Linked DNA regions of Homo sapiens: region 2 is linked to region 1. Evidence: read pairs that join two places in POLR2A ChIA-PET (ENCODE). Cell type or tissue: A673. All regions are shown on one strand. Each heading gives the region's core, and the rest is flanking DNA. Links, peaks and the distances in the headings are about the cores only. Region 1 has its middle 31 kb from the start of HEATR6-DT. Region 2 has its middle 24 kb from the start of CA4.

Region 1 (5,383 bases), core at 225-5,224:
TGTCCCTTTCGGGAGGACTTGGGGGCAGTCCAGGGCCTTGTCTCTGGGGAGGCCTGTGGGGCTGGCTCTACACTGTGACCACAACTTTGTAGATTCCCCACGATGTAGATTGGATTGTGCACATGTGCACACACACACATTTGGAGCACGTGTAAGCACACACTTAAGAGTGTATACCCATACATACGTACACATATCATGAAAAAATCTATAATGAAACATATCAAAATAACTGTGATTATCTCCATGTGGCAGGAGAATAGGTCATTTTTTCTTACATGTGTGTCTTGTTTTGTTTTTTCCAAATGTTCCACAATGGAGATTCATTACTTTTATGATATGGAAAAACAACAAATGTTATTTAGAAACCGAATCCATAATAGCTGTAATATTACAATAATTTAGTCTGGGCACAGTGCCTCACACCTGTCATCCCAGCAATTTGGGAGGCTAAAGCAGGAGGATGGCTTGAGACCAGGAGTTTGAGACAAGCCTGGGCAACATAGCGAGTCCCCCATCTCTACAAAAAAAAAAAAAAAAAAAAATCAGATTAAAAATTAAAATAAATAAAATAATTTAAACACTTTGATAAAAGAGAGTGAAAACAAATTTGGGGAGTAGACTACATGAAGGCTGGGAATCCACCGGGCTGAGTGGCCTTTTTCTTAACACCCCAAAATGGAACAACCAAACATGGCTTTAGAAACTCTTCCAGCACCTGCCAGCATGTGTGGCCTATACTTCTCTGGAGAGGAAACCCGCTGTCCCAGTTTGGAAAAGAATCTAGTATGAGACTGTATCTGATTTATCTGTTTATTGAGACAGGGTCTCACTCTGTCACCCACGCTCGGTGCAGTGGCATAATCTCAGCTCACTGCAGCCTTGACCTGCTGGACTCAAGCCATCCTCCCATCTCAACCTTCCGAGTAGCTGGGACTACAGGCATGTGCCACCATGCCCAGCTAATTTTTTAATTTTTCTTTTGTGGAGATGGGATCTTGCTATGTTGACCAGGCTGGTCTTGAACTCCTGGCTTCAAGCGATCCTCCCACCTTGGCCTCCCGAAGTGCTGGGATTACAGGTGTGAGCCACCACACCTGGCCTTGTATCAGATTCAGTACTGATTATTTTTTTTAACTATTGTTAAGTTTAGCATGTCATCATTTCAGAATACACTGCTTCTCAAAAGAATGAAGGCTACAACAGCCTGAGTCTCTGTTTTTCACGAATTCCCCAGATGATTCTGAAACACACCAGCTCGAGACCCTCCACTGTTGCATGTTTGAAAGTAGTGGTTCTCAAACTTGTCTGCAACTAGAATCACTTGTGCAGCTTTTAAAACTCTCAGTGGCAAGACCGTACTCCAGACCACAAAACTCAGGGGTGGGGTGAAGGGGGCTGTTCATCAGTAGTGTAAATGTCCCCAGGTGATTTTAATGAGCAGCCAGGTTTGAGAACCAGCGTCCTAATGGGAGCAACCTCATATCCAGGTGTTGTGCCTCCTGAGCCTGGGAAACAACTCTGGCAAAAACCTTGCGTCTGAATAACTTTGTGTTCTCTGTCTCCATCTGGTGGTCATTCCGCTACATTGCTATTATTTACCTGTGCAACTTGGGCTCTTGTACTTTTAAGAAAGTTTGCCAAAAGAATCAAAAAAACCAAAAAGACTTGAAATTTCAAGAAATAGAAATGGCTACGAAATATGCCATTATAAAGAACCGAATGATCTAAGAGTTATAAATGCATTTGAATAATGCATCTCAATCTTTGGCAGTACTTGGCAAATTAAAAAGCAGTCAATAAGTGCTACTTATTCCCATTATAATTAAACATAAGTTAGACCCCATCTTTTGGGTACCAGTGATTCATTTTGAATGAATGGCTTTAATTCAACAAAAAAACATATTTAGTCTTATTATACCTGGCATACCGTTGGCAGTGGTGAACAGACACAGCCTGCATGGTGAGAAACATTGTGTGCGTGCATGTGTGTATGTGTGAGAGATCGAGAGAGAGAGAGAGAGAGAGAGAGTGAGAGAGAGATTATTATTTTAATAAAAAGACTGTTTGTGAGTATACCGCTCCATGAGTTTTGTAACCCCACCCCAATCAGGATTCCAAACAGTGAGAGATTATCATTTTAATAAAAAGGCTATTTGGGGGTATACTGCCCTATGAGTTTTGTTGCCCCACCCCAATCAAGGTTCCGAACAGTTTGATCACTCCCACAAATCTGCTTCATGCTCCCTGTCGTGGCATCCTTGCCTCACCCCAATCCCTGGCCACCAACCGATGTTTTTTGTCCCTGTAGCTTTGCCTTTTCCATAATGTCATGTGTTCATACAATATGTAACCTTTTGAGAGTGGCTTCTTTAACTTACCAAAACTTCCTTCCTTCTGCTTGTTTTAGGTTTATTTTGCCCTTTTTTTTCTTTAGTTTGTTAAAGCTGAGGTTTAGATTGTTGACTCGAGCCTTCCTTCTTTTCTAAAATAAGCATCAAATGCTATAAATTTCCATCTGAGCTCTTCTTTAGCTGCATCTACACATTTTGTTTTATTGTGTGGGGGTTAAGATCCTGAGGTCTGGAGTCAGACAGACGTCCTTTGGATCTGGACTCTGCCACTTGCTGGCCATGGGACCATCTTGTGACCTTGTGTCTCCTCTCTGTGGACCTCAAAACAAGTCTTTATTCAATGCCCAGGGTCCTGCCTAATATTAAGGCTTTAGAGACATATTTTCAAATTGCCTCATGAGGGCCCTTTTAAAACATCAGAAACATTGAATTACTCATAAGATAGCTAAATTTGTAGTAATAAAGTATCTGCCTACACGCCTAATGGATTCAGTAATGTCACTTAATAGGAGTTTGTGTTATTTACAGCAGTCTCTACTTATATTTGAAAAGAGTAACACATCACTTATTAATTTTACAGACAATGTGTGGGTTACATATGGACTTGTGAATCTCATGCATTACCCGTGTTGTCCCCCAGATACATACAGTCACTGTGGGAACAAACACCACCCTGAGTACCTGCTGCTTGCTAGGGATTTTCATGGAGATTATGGCATTTAAACCTGAAATAGGGTCGGGCACAGTGGCTCATGCCTGTAATCCCAGCATTTTGGGAGGCTAAGGTGGGTGGATCACTTGAGCCCAGGAGTTCGAGACCAGCCTGGCCAACATGGTGAAACTCCATCTCTACCAAAAATACAAAAATTAGCTGGGTGTGGTGGCGTATGCCTGTAATCCCAGCTACCCGGGAGGCTGAGGAATGATAATGGCTTCAACTCAGGAGGCAGAGGTTGCAGTGAGCTGAGATCGCACCACTGCACTCCATCCTGGGCAACAGAGCTACACTCCATCTAAAAAAAAAAGGCAAAACAAAACAAAGAAAAGAAAAGAAAACCTAAAACAACTCTGCAGAATAATTGATATTATCACCACTTTATACATGTAGAAACAGGCTCCAAGGGGCTCAATGAATTTCCCAGAGTTCTACAGTTAATAAGGGGCAGAGCCAAGATCCTGACCCTGATCTGTCTGTGTAGCATGAGAGAAATATCCACTGTGGACTGTATTTGAAAATATTCACAGATACTGTGTTAATGCTATATAAAGTATATTATACCTAACATTTTATTACATATTTTTTCATTTAATAATAATTGTGAATAGATACTTCTATCATCAACCTATAAATCTACCTACTTCATGCTTTTAAAGGACTATGTCATACTTCATTAAGTGAATTTACTGTAATCTATTTAACCAACATTCCTTTAGTGAACACTTTAATTGTTTGCAATTTTTTGTTCTTGCATAGAATGCTGAAATGAACAGGATCATATGCAAGTGTTTTTGTACACCTCTAGAAGTGATTTTTTAAAATTCCTAAGAGTGAGATGATAAAATTAGTTACAAACATTTACTAACACATATTACCAAATCAGGCAGCATAATAAAAGATCATCATATTTTTATTCATTCACTTAGCAAATACTTACATCGTGCTTGTGCTGTGCTAGGTACTGCTCCTAGACCTTGACTCCTCATGACATCCTGAGGGGAGAACTGTAATGATTCTGTTTCATACATGAGAAGACTTTGGCTCAGAGAGGCAAAGTAACTTGGCAGAAGTCAGACAGAAAGTAGCTGGTTTGGAAACCAGGGTCTGCAGTGCCCAGGCACTTAATGACTATGTTGTCCTTCCTGATTTATTAAGGCTTTATTCCCAGAATTACTCAAATCCTAAAGAATAAATCTTATTTGATGGGAGTATCAAATGAGATTTTAAGTGGGAAAATATCTCATTAATGTTAACAGTATATGTTTTTAAATAAGATTTTATTATTTTTCTAGCAAAAAGCTTATAAACTATATCGTTTGTTTTATTTTTAAAAAAAGGAAACTATAAACCCAATATTTTAAGAAATGACTTCATTCACTTAACACTTTTGAGCTGAGTCTCTCCTCTCATCAGTTCTCTGTGAGCAGAAAAGAGGGAGGCTTAGGGGCTTAGGGGATTAGGGGTCATGGTCACTGGGAAATGCAACAGAAACCTGTCGGAGCGCCTAGAACCTAGAAGAGTTAGCCATAGTAAATCGGTTGGTGCATATCCTTATAGAACTTTTATTTTGTAAGGGTGTGTGCAAACTAGTTATTATGTTACATCTTACATACATTTACAACCTTCCTTTTTATACCTAATGTATATTTTTCCATGACCTTGAATGCACTTTTATAACTTTTTTTTAGGTTTTAAGGCATTTTATTGCTAAGTTCCACCTCCTAGATTTGGGAAAGAATCTAAAAAACACATATTTGGTGCCTTCTGTGTGCTCTGCCCAGTCACACACGTTATTCTATTTAACCTTCTGATGACCTAGGTTTCTTCACCACTCTCTTTTAGAGAGTTGCTCCCAGCAGTCATGTGACTCATGTAAGGCCATGTTGCTCCAGGTGGCTTGCAATCCAGGTTGGCTGAACTTCCAACTACATTCTCTTTGCTGTGCACTGTCCAAAAGTAAGGAGAGTTTCCTGCCTCTGGAATTCTCTATGTACAGGTGCCACCAGTTGTTTTCTTTGTGCACAGAAGAAAGTAAAACCCAGAGGCCACTATTAGTGATGGAGATGCATTGTCAGGAGAGGACAGAAGACAGGTAGAAGTTGTCAGAGCTCTCATTTCTCCCACATGGGCTTGTACCATATGCAAATGGTTTCATAAGCATATGGTAACAGTGTGTTCAGCCACAAGAGGGAGAACAACTTGGAGCTGGAGATCCTTCTTCTCATGCCTCACCGTACTTTTGACTTCCCGAAAAAAAGGATTCAAGTGGCTCATTTTGGCATCTTGCAGTATAGTGTATTTCCACTGGGCA
Region 2 (5,383 bases), core at 126-5,125, 63 kb before region 1:
GATGTAGAGTGTAGAACAAGATCCCTCCAGTGACCAGGTGACTTTAAACATGGCTCACATCCCTTTTAGAAAGTTATGGCAGGGAAGCAAGTAGAGAGCAGGTGGTAAACTGAGGATTGGTGCCTACATTGGTACCTACAGTGGGTCCTACGGTCATTTTTGTGCAGATCAGGAGATGAGGTGAAGAGAAGGAAAGCTCATTTGCATAATGCCTTGAAATGACCCTAGGTTTCTAGGGAGCACCGAGAAACCAGAGATGTCCCTAGTCGTCTGTCTGGGAGATCCAAGGAGACAGTTGGCAGTGTTGAGAAGAGATGAAGGTGACAGCTGTAGGTCCTTCACCCTCAGCTTCTATTTGTTCACCTATAAAATTAAAATACCGAACACTCAGGCTTGTAAGAATTAAATGAAGGACACAAATGCCTGGCACAGTTGCTTGGTAAGTGCTCAATCCAACGATACTCAATCCTATTTTACAAAGAGGGTTTTTTTTGTTTGTTTTGTTGTTTGTTTTTTTACCTCCTTGCTATTCTGATGCTAAAAGAGTTTAATAGTCCTCTGTTCACATTTTCCAAAAACGAGAATACACATTAAAAATGCATAAAATGGACCAGGCGCAGTGGCTCACGCCTGTAATCCCAGCACTTTGGAAGGCCAAAGCAGGTGGATCACCTAAGGTTGAGAGTTCAAGACCAGCCTGACCAACATGGAGAAACCCCGTCTCTACTAAAAATACAAAATTAGCCGGGCGTGGTGGTACATGCCTGTAATCCCAGCTACTTGGGAGGCTGAGGCAGGAGAATTGCTTGAACCCGGGAGGCAGAGGCTGCAGTGAGCTGAGATCACGCCATTGCACTCCAGCCTGGGAAACGAGCGAAACTCCGTCTCAAAAAAAAAAAAAAAATGTATAAAATGAAACATGTTCAATCAGCAGCAGTGGCAGCTTGTTTAAGGAAAGGAACAAACAGAAAATTAATACAGAAAGTCAAAAAATGAAGCACAACTCTTTTAAGTGCCAGTCTGTTTTTAGGTTTCCTTTTTTTTTTTTTTTTTTTGAGACGGAGTTTCACTCTGTCGCCCAGGCTGGAGTGCAGTGGCGCAATCTCGGCTCACTGCAAACTCCAACTCCTAGGTTCACACTTTTTTTTTTTTTTAAATAGAGACAGGGTCTCTGTTGCCCAGGCTGGAATGCAGTGAGGTAATCATGGCTCACTGCAGCCTCAACCTCCCAGGCTCAAGCAATCCTCCCACCTCAGCCTCCCCAGTAGCTGGGACCACAGATGTGCGCCACCACACCCAGCTAATTTTTGTATTTTTTGTAGAGATGGGGTTTCACCATGTTGCCCAGGCTGGTCTCGAACTCCTCGGCTTAAGCTATCTGCCCACCTCAGCTTCCCAAAGTGCAGGGATTACAAGTGTGAGCTGCCATGGCTGGCCAAGGCTGTCTTTTAAAAAGCTAAAAATGGGCTGGTTCAAGACCAGTCTGAGCAATATGGTGAGACCTCATTTCTACTAAAAAAAAAAAAAAAAAAAATCAGCTGGGTGTGGTGGCCCATGCCTGTAGTCATCCCAGCTACTCGGGAGGCTGAGGTGGGAGGATCGCTCGAACCCAGAAGGTTGAGGTTGCCTTGATTGTGCCACTGCATTCCAGCCTGGGTGACAGTGAGACCTTGTCTCAAAAAGCCTCGGAAGGACTGGCCTAGGGAGATGGGCAAGCATTTTGTTTCTAGTTTCTGAATGGCCCTATGCGTTGAGAGAGGTCTTCGGCCTCCCAGCCTCCCTGGCTGAAGGTGGTGAGTCTGCATGGAGTCTCTCCACCACTTGGTGGCATTGCTCACAGTGACTTCTTACTTCTAAACACCATTGAATTGGAGCAAGTAGATGATTTGCCACATTTTTCCCAGCTAGTTTGGAGGCTGAGTACAGAATTTTACTGGGACACACCAGAATGTGTAAGTTGGGGAGTGGCGATCCCAGTTTCTCTTGATAATGTACCAACGGCTTCCTTAGTATTGAAATCACAAAGACAGAAATGCACACACCTCTATGATCAGAGATCCATACAGGAGAGAGCAACAAAAAGAGGCCTTTTAAGTTTGCCAGACTTCCTGACCAGTGGGAAGCAAGAGAGTAGATAAGTGTGCAGCAGTCACAAACCCAGGCCTATAAGAACCTGGTTGGGAATAGAATGTAAGAGAATGGGGAGCGATGGGGACTCTAGTGTGTTCTAGGCACATGCCCATCTAAAGGCTCCATGTGACTGTTGTCCTGCAGGAATGTGGGCCCCAGTGTTCACCAAACCTTTTGTTTTGTTTTGTTTTTCCCATGAAGAGAAGCCAGAAACCCAGATATTAATACAAAGTATCCAGTTTAGAAGTGTTGGTAAATTTTTTTAACTTTGAACATTGTGCTGCCCAAAGAAGGTATCTGCAAGCCAGGTACAAACCAGCAGTTCATGCCCTCTGGTGAGCAGAAAGGTCATAGACTTTGAGCCCATTATGTCGGAGGTCACATTCTAGTTCTGCTGTTGCAACAGCTGTAAACGAAAGTTTTCAGATTTCTAACGCCCAGTGAAAATACCACTTCATTTCCAAAGGTTATTAAAAGGAATAGATCATGTATGTAAGTAGGCACAGAGCTTGCCACCTATTAGGTACTCAAAAGCATTCTTCCCTCACTTAAGGAAACAATACAGGCATAATATAACAATAATGTTATGTTCAAGTTCATTATCAGGAGGCATACACCCAAACAATAGGGGAGTGAGCACCTACCACGTACAGAGCTCTCTGCTAGTTTCTCTGGGGGCAACAGTTCCCAACCTGGCAATTCATCGGCATCATCGGAATCAGCCAGCAGCTTGTTGGATATGCTGAGTCCAGAGTCCTGCCCATATTACACCTAATGTTCTGTGCCTATTACACCCAGATTTATGAGATCCTCCTCTCCCATGCAGTCCAAGAATCTGCATTCTAATAAGTTCCTCAGAGGAAGCTCTTTCACAGCCAGTTTGCACTGGTCTGTGGGTTGGTCATTTATGGAAACCACTGCTCCAGGGAATGAATCATTATTTCCAGTCTCATTAGGGAAAGATGATATGCATATGCACACATGTAAGGAGTGACAGTAATTAGCCAAAAGCTCTGTAGACATAATTGCCTCTGATGAAGTGCTGACTGATGACATCAGACACTAGGCTATTGACAGTGTACCCCAGGGAAATGCAAAAGGGAAGCGAACTGCCTCATAAAGTGAGATTAGGATTACTGGGTCAGAAATGTGGAGAGGGTGATTCAGATGGACAAAGGAGCAGAGGCAGGATTCAAGTGATGCGTTTCAGAGGCAGTGCAGCCTGTTTGTGCTGAGTGGAAGGTGCATGAGGAACATAGTAGACTGTAACAGGAAGGCAGGAGCTGTGAAGGCCTTTGAAGGTCAGGCCAGTTGTAATAAAAGTATTTCACATTGTCAGGTATCTTGGGATAGTTGCCAAACATTTTTCTATGGTTTGTATAAATACATATCCATTTTATTTATGTATTTATTTATTTTAGTTTTTTTGTTTGTTTGTTTGTTTGTTTTTGAGACGGAGTTTCGCTCTTGTTGCCCAGGCTGGAGTGCAATGGAGCGATCCCAGCTCACTACAACCTCCGCCTCTCAGGTTCAAGCAATTCTCCTGCCTCAGCCTCCTGAGTAGCTGGGATTACAGGCATGAGCCACCACACCCAGCTAATTTTGTATTTTTAGTAGAGATGGGGTTTCTCCATGTTGGTCAGGCTCGTCTTGAACTCCCAGCCTCAGGTGATCCACCCACCTCGGCCTCCCAAAGTGCTGGGATTACAGGCGTGAGCCACTGTGCCCGGCCTATTTTAGTTTTTTTTTGAGACGGAGTTTCACTCTTGTCGCCCAGGCTGGAGTGAAGTGGCACTATCTCGGCTCACTGAAACCTCCACCTCCCGGATTCAAGTGATTCTCCTGCCTCAGCCTGCCAAGTAGTTGGGATTGCAGCCGCACGCCACCACACCTGGCTAATTTTTGTATTTTCAGTAGAGACGGGTTTTCACCATGTTGGCCAGGCTGGTCTCGAATTCCTGACCTCAGGTGATCCACCCGCCTCAGCCTCCCAAAGTGCTGGGAATACAGGTGTGAGCCACCACACGGCACATATGTATCTATTTTAGACCATTTTATTATAAACATAAGTTCTGTTTGCTGTAATTTCTCTCTTTTTCATATTCACAATCCACTTTGGCTGGAATTTCTCTTGATAACAAACTTTAGACCTTACCAACAAGCCCAAGAGGAACTCACAGATGGGTGCTAGGCTTGAAATGCCCCAAGAAGACTGAAGGAAGTGGAGGAGGAAGAAAAAAGGAGGCAGAAGGGGGAAAACCTAGAAGAGCTCTGGACAGGGAGGAGGCATGCCAGAGAGAGGAGCCCAGTCACAGCTGAGTGCAGCCCAGGAAGGAAAAATGTGCCTGGTTGGAGGAGTTGTCCAAGGACCTTGGGGATAAGGGGACGGGGCTTCTCTGCTGATCTGATGGTTTTTTCAGTACCACCCTTCAGTTATCTGTAGCAGGATCCTCTGCTGCTGATGGCCAAACCTCAGTGCCCACTGGGATTACAAACTGGGGAGGAAGAGGGGGACTTCCACATTAGGGATCAGCAGGGAGCCTCCAGAATGGAGTAGGAGATACCTACGGCCATCATCAGAGGCTGCCGCAGCCCCAGGTTCAGAGCAGTCATCTTAGCTGATGCCATGGAAAGCAGTAGACCAGAAGTCCAGTCCGCAGTGTTTGCTCAGCACTTGGCAGAATTGTATGACCTTGGGGGTCACTTGCCTTGTCCGCGCCTCGGTTCCCCCTGTGAATATTGAGCGAGTTGCATTAGGTCAGTTGTCTTCAGCTTTTATTTTGAAACAACATTGAGACCCGACCCTTTCTTCCAGCCATTCCAGCCACATTTACCTGAAGGACCCATAGCTAAAGCAGATGAGGTTGGAGTTACTCCGGTTGAAGTGACAGTGGGGGGTGTAGTGCTGCCTGGGCAACCGCTGTGGATTGGATGTCTGCTAAAGCACCTGTCACCTCTAAGCATTCAGAAAGCCAAGCACACAGTGCTCCAGTAGGGTCTGAGGAGCTCCCAGAGAATTGTCTCCAGCAAGAGGAGTTGACAGTGCTCCCAGGAGAACACTCTCATTTGGTCTGCTAGAAATCATGGCCACAGGGTGGGCCTTTTCAAAGGCCATTTTGCTACTCAGTATACTGGGTAGCCAGCTAGAGTGAAGAAGCCACAGGGAGTGCCCGGAGCAGTCAGCCTGCTGCCTGGCCTCTGTTCCCTGGACATCCATAGGGAGCAGCCCCAGGGCCTGTGGCCTTTCATTGTT

Evidence for each region. Peaks named below come from ENCODE experiments on the same cell type or tissue, not always from the same donor. Only the 100,000 strongest peaks of a DNase experiment are listed, where the experiment ranks them.
Region 2: POLR2A ChIA-PET joins it to region 1 with 5 read pairs; 3 of 35 experiments call an interaction of 5 or more read pairs at or near these places.

The regions. Positions count from the first base shown.
Region 1 is chr17:60,108,067-60,113,449 of GRCh38, reverse strand. No RefSeq gene overlaps it. Among named protein-coding and RNA genes, the nearest start is that of HEATR6-DT, 31 kb to the right of the region's middle. RefSeq lists an enhancer at 1-335. In A673, for the core only: a CTCF peak has its summit at 5,051; no DNase peak of the experiment used is centred there.
Region 2 is chr17:60,171,341-60,176,723 of GRCh38, reverse strand. It overlaps a transcript of CA4 not described here and the pseudogene FAM106DP. Among named protein-coding and RNA genes, the nearest start is that of CA4, 24 kb to the right of the region's middle. In A673, for the core only: a CTCF peak has its summit at 1,807 (motif pointing right); a DNase peak (open chromatin) is centred at 3,243.